Linked DNA regions of Homo sapiens: region 1 is linked to region 2. Evidence: chromatin loops called from intact Hi-C (ENCODE). Cell type or tissue: Calu3. All regions are shown on one strand. Each heading gives the region's core, and the rest is flanking DNA. Links, peaks and the distances in the headings are about the cores only. Region 1 holds the start of LINC00939 (long intergenic non-protein coding RNA 939). Region 2 has its middle 44 kb from the start of LINC02359.

What was found. A loop is a pair of places that touch in the nucleus more often than their neighbours do. Peaks named below come from ENCODE experiments on the same cell type or tissue, not always from the same donor. Only the 100,000 strongest peaks of a DNase experiment are listed, where the experiment ranks them.
Region 1: a loop joins it to region 2, with 7 times the contacts of the local background. A loop is called at or near these places in 3 of 110 quality-filtered maps.

The regions. Positions count from the first base shown.
Region 1 is chr12:125,982,200-125,985,110 of GRCh38, reverse strand. LINC00939 (long intergenic non-protein coding RNA 939) reads left to right here and starts at 1,737. Exons shown (of 6, transcript NR_034132.1): 1 at 1,737-1,907. It overlaps LINC02826 (long intergenic non-protein coding RNA 2826), which reads right to left and starts at 1,588. Exons shown (of 10, transcript NR_183612.1): 1 at 1,371-1,588. RefSeq lists an enhancer at 1,170-1,857. In Calu3, for the core only: no CTCF peak of the experiment used is centred there; DNase peaks (open chromatin) are centred at 790 and 1,550.
Region 2 is chr12:126,050,503-126,053,413 of GRCh38, reverse strand. No RefSeq gene overlaps it. Among named protein-coding and RNA genes, the nearest start is that of LINC02359, 44 kb to the left of the region's middle. RefSeq lists an enhancer at 882-2,081. In Calu3, for the core only: a CTCF peak has its summit at 1,664; DNase peaks (open chromatin) are centred at 1,393, 1,673 and 2,593.

The sequences.
Region 1 (2,911 bases), core at 317-2,816, 68 kb after region 2:
ACCACAGGGACTTTGAGCGCGTTGCTTAGCCAGGTTGAGCTGCCTTCTTTTCTCCTGTCAACTGGGTATTGTTAAGGTAAGAAGCTTCTCATCTCAACCAGGCTTCCAGTTAAGGTGAAGAAAATAAAAGCTCACTCTCCTCCTCTTCTCCCACTAATAAGAAAAAAATTCCGGCCGGTCGCGGTGGCTCACGCCTGTAATCCCAGCACTTTGGGGGGCCGAGGTGGGCGGATCACGAGGTCAGGAGATAGAGACCATCCTGGCTAACACGGTGAAACCCCGTCTCTACTAAAATATACAAAAAAATAGCCGGGCGTGGCGGCGGGCGCCTGTGGTCCCAGCTACCGGGGAGGCTGAGGCAGGAGAATGGCGGGAACCCGGGAGGCGGAGCTTGCAGTGATCGCGTCACTGCACTCCAGCCTGGGGGACAGGGCGAGACTCCGTCTCAAAAAAAAAAAAAAAAAAAAAGAACAAAAACTCCTGGACATAAAACAGAAAGCAACCCACAGAAGGCTCTGAAATGTGGAGATTAGAAGGTGTAGCGGCTAGGGACCTCAGAATTCCAGGGAAGAGGAAGGATGCTGTTTACTTTTGCATCCTAAACACCCTGGCCCTCCAACCTAGGACCACCAAGGAGCACAAAGACAAAAAGCTCCAAGAAAATGTTGTTCTAGGTAGACAGCCGACTGGGAGGAGGGAGGCGCTGCAGATTGATCTCTTTTAACTGTAACCACTCCTCTAACAGTTAAGGAGCGCCGCTTCCTCACAGGAGCAGCTGGGCCGATGCCCCTCCCCACCTGAGTCCTCCACCAAGGGGCGTGGGGGGCTGGGCCCAGTCAACCAGCCTTTCCCAGAATTAGGCAAAGAATAGAAGGAGGTGGTGCCCCGCCCCCCGCCACCCCACCAGATACTGATCCCAAGGGGGCTGAGGGGTGGGACCTTGTCCAGCCACCAAGCTCTACACTAAGCCCCCCAGTAAAGGGGGCAGGCTCCACCCTTTCCTAAACAGCACTTCCTGTAGCCCAGGAGATTGTGGGGTCCAACCCTGGCCCCTGGCCCCAGGGGCACCAAGAGAAAGCCAGCAAAGTGATGGGGACCCGCCTGGGCAGAGTCTGACAGCCAGCCCTGCCCAGCCCTGAGCAAAAGTTGCAAAGAGAGGGTTTCCCCACAAAGCCCCTCCTACAGGAGCTGCCGCCTGCAGCCCGTGAATTGGAGGTCTCAGGAGGACAACTAGCCTCTCCCAGCAGAGCAAATGCCCCACAGAGAGGGTACCTTCCCCTACCGCGCCCTGCCCCCGGGGAGCCTAGTGAGGACCCCTGGCCAGTTTTAAGAAAAAGGCCACACTGGCGTGGGGCCCCTCCCCTTCTTACTGTGGGAGAGGTCTCTCCGTTGGCCACGCCCATTTCTGGTAAACGTCACAAAGAAGTGTGCCCCTCCTCCTCCCTAGAAGCCTGTGGGGCCGAGATGCCCGGACCTGCCCGGCCCGAACTAGGCAAAGTCCAGCGAATAGGTGAAGAGGTGGTGCCTCCTCCTCTCACAGGGCTCTGCCCCTAGGAGTCCAGGAAACGGGGGTGTCTTGTCCGCTGATGGTTCCCGCTAATAGGCAAACACCAGGAACGTGCAGCCCCTCCCCTCCGCCTCGCGCTCTTTCTGGGAGGAGCCTGGGGGGGGGAGGGTCCTGCCCACGGGCCCCGCCCTGCACTAGGCGGAAGCCCCCAAAGTATCAGCGCCGCTTCGTGGAGCCTGGCGACTGCTTTGGGAAGTCCTGCTGGCAGGCACTCTGCCCCTGGGGGTGTGCAAAGAGTTGTCCAGTTACCTTGATCTTCTCACAGCCTCCTCCCCAGGGCACCAGGAGAGACCAGGATTGGAGGACGGTAAAGAACACACTTCCCAGAGGATTCTTGGAGGTAGAGTCAACAGGAAGGGGTGGTGAGACCTGCACAGACCTGCTCTGTCCCCTGGGCCTGGTGACAGATGACCTGGATGTTGGGTGCAGCTGGGCAGGGACTGCAATTCTGTGTGTCCCTTTTTCTGGGAGCCACAGGAAACCCATGCCCTAATCCACATCAGACTACCACTTGTCCTTATCCTCCAAACGCAGCAAAATATTACACAAGGTCCAGGGCAAGGCAGGATGGCCACCTCGCTCACTCATCACAGCTGTCCTCTGACCTGAGCAGGGCCGTTCTGTCTCAGACCTGGAGACCCCGCACTCAGGGCGTTCAGGAACTCCCCGACCCACCAGGAGCCTCTCCTGGTGTCTCCCAGGGATTGTCAATAGTTCCATTTTCCTTGAAGAACTTGTTTTCAGGTATGCACTTCTCTAAACACGTATGCATTATTTTTTCTATTTTAAATTTAACCACGTTGTTTTATTTTTAATCACATCTACACTTTGTAAATTTGGAAACGGAGTGATTTTCCATGTTCAGTAATGATAGCAAGCTTCCTTTTAAAATACGTTTTACTTTTTATCTTCTTTTTTTTTTTTTTTTGAGATGGGGTCTCCCTGTGTCGCCCAGGTTGGAGTGCGGTGGCCGATCTCGGCTCACTGTAACCTCCGCCTCCCGGGTTCAAGTGATTCTCCTGCCTCAGCCTCCTAAGTAGCAGGACTACAGGCACACGCCATCACGCCTGGCTGATTTGTGTATTTTTAGTAGAGACAGGGTGTCACCACGTTGGCCAGGATGGTCTCGATCTCCTGATCTCATGATCCACCCGCCTCGGCCTCCCAAAGTGCTGGGATTACAGGCATGAGCCACCGCACTGGGCCTAAAATATGTTTTTTAAGGAAACAAACAAAAAGCAAGTCAGTGTGATGAGGTGGTAAATATAGGACAAAAAATCATGAAGGTGTTTCTCAAATGAGAAAATTAGAAAAAAACTGTATCTCACCTTTCCCCCTACCTTA
Region 2 (2,911 bases), core at 190-2,689:
ACTTGATTATTAAAATCCTCCTTTGCTGAGGTCACCCATTGGTGAGCACTTACATGGGATACAAATATCTTCACAGTTTTTGACCATTCAGAGAGGTCCACCACATACCCCTTTTCCAAATTTCTTTGTTACCAATTGTCCAATCATGCTTCTTCCAAGTCCCTGACCATCCAGCCGAATCACTGGCTACAGCCCATAAATCAGTATATAACCACATATTTGGCCACTTCTCCTTCCAAGCAAAGTGCACAACCAGGTGCACTGTTCAAAGTTCTGTCCACTGGGAAGATTTTCCTTTGTCACTGTCCTTCAAAGGTGTCCTAGAAAGGGGCTGTTAGTGCTGCAGCTGTTCATTTTCAGGTGGTACCTGCATATCAGGCGGAACCATCTGTACAGAAGACCCTAGTCGTCTCTTCCTCTGTCAACTGAGCATAGGAAACTCCCCACGAGGCCATCGGTGCCAGCTGGGGGAGAGAAGGCCAGGTGGCAGAAGTGAAGACCATGAGCATTTGAGTCCCTTCCTCATGTAACTTACTTGTGCCTTCAGGACCTGCTCGAGCCTGATCACGTATATACCACTTCCATCATCACCCCTTCATTGTGCACACTCTTGCAACTACAGCCTTGGGCCTCACTGACATGTTGTGTCACTATTGGCTTGATTTGTCTTTTCCAGAATTTCACATAAAGAATCATACAGTCATGGCCCACATAATAATGTCATACACAAAGATGGTCCCATAAGATTATAATACCGTGGTTTTACTGTGCATTTTCTATGTTTAGCCTTACAAATATCTACCATTGTGTTACATTTGTCTATAGTATTCAGTACAGCAATATCCTGTGTAGGTTTGTTGCCTGGGAGCAATAGGCGACACCATACAGTCTAGGTGAGTAGTAGGCTCTACCTTCTAGGTTCATATAAGTCCACTCTATAATGTTTGCACACTGACAAAACTGCCTAACAACAAATTTTCTAAAAAAACATAAAACAAAAAACATGTCCCTGTTATGAAGGACAATGACTGCAGTATGTATTCTTTTGTGTCTGGCTTATGTTACTAAGCAAAACGTTTTTTAAGATTTATCCGTATTATTGTATATATAAGAATAGTTTGTTTTTTGTTTTTGTTTTTGTTTTTGTTTGGTGGGGGGCTGTTTCTAGACTATCATTTATTAAAAACAAAACAGGGTATTTGTACACAAGTCTTTGTAAGCACATATATTTTTATCTTTATTGGATAAATACCTAAAGGCATGATTTCTGAATCATATTGGATGAGAATGCTTACGTTTTTAAGAAACATGCAAACTATTTCCCAGAGTGATTGTTCTCTTGCTGTATTGATTGCACCAGCAAAGCAGGAGGATCCCAGTTACTCCACGTCTCTGCCAACTCCCTGTCTCACCAGGATTTTTAATTGCAGCCATTGTGATGACTCATAGAGTTTCATAATTGTGATTTATTTTACATTTCCTTGATGACTAATGATGTTCACCACCTTTTCATGTGTTTATTGACTCTTAAGCTTAACAATTACGTTAAATTGAAAAAAAGGGTGTGGTAGACACGCATCAAAGCCCTTACCCTCTCCTTAACCCGAATTTACAGGCTAGAGGCTGCTAACATTAAATACCCCATTCCCAGATTCATCTGCCACTAGGGTGCCCCATGAGACATAAATGGAAATTGCTGAGGGAAAATAACACAGCTTTTGAGAAAGCTTTCGTGTCTTTTGTAAATTGGAGAAGTTGCGGCTGTTGCTGACTCCTCTTCCACCTCCTTCCTGTCTTTACTGTGCACATGACTGCTGGAGCTGCAGCCACCATTTTAAGACCAAAAGGAAAAAGTGACTTGGGTTGTAAGAATTGAGGTCCTGATTTTGTTGAGTCACTAAACCAATTATGGAAAACACCCACCTCCAGGTTTTTGTTTGTTTGTTATGTGAGAAACACAAACCCTATTGGTCTGAGCCACTGTTACTTAACTGTTCTGTTACTTGCAGCTAAAAGTATCCCTAACTGATGCTAAGTATCTCTTGGGGAAAGCAATGAAGTTGCAAACAAATGGTAATCTTAACGGTAACATGAATATGACTAAAAGTGCTTTTTAATTTGTTTCATAATTCAACATATTTATTGAGCATCTGCTATGTGGCATATTCCATTCTCAGTGATGAAGATTCATCAATGGACACAGTGGAAAAAGGCCCTTCTCTTCTGGAGTTCCTGTTATTAAAATAGAGAAAAAAAAGCATAGGTTGACAAAAAGGATCACTTTAGGTATCAATGAGTGCATTGAGGAAACTGAAGCAGGAGACACGATAGTGAGAGAGGGTTATGCAGGACCCTCCTAAGTGTCCTTGTGAGGAGGTCATGAGAGTGACTTTGATGGAGTGTTCAGACAAATATTCTTTGAGAGGTCACATTTTATCTAATACCTGAATGATGAGAAGGATTCGGGCATGTGAAGATCTTGAAAAATATTGCAGTTAGAGTAACCACTGGAGACCAAGTGTGGTGAGTAGCAGCCAGACTAGAGGAACAGGAGCTGGGTGAGTGAAGGGTGAGTGGGAGGGGTGAGGCCAGAGTGCGGACAGGACAGAGGCTGCATCCTGCAAAGCTTGCAAAGGCCATGATGAGGAGTTTGGATTAGACTCTTAAATCAGGAGTCCATTCATTCTGGAAAGTAGTTCCTCACTAAAATTGGTCTTTTCATCCTCAACCTGTAGAGACCCTTTACTGTATAGTGATCAGGTTTTACAGAACCCATGGTTGTAAGTCATCAGTAGTCACCTCGAGTCAATAGAGCTTCAGACCCCTCTGGTTCTGGTCAATCTAACCCCAGAGATCTGCAGCACGTCCCAGTATGAAAAGAAATGTCTCTATTAAAAACCACCCAGCATTT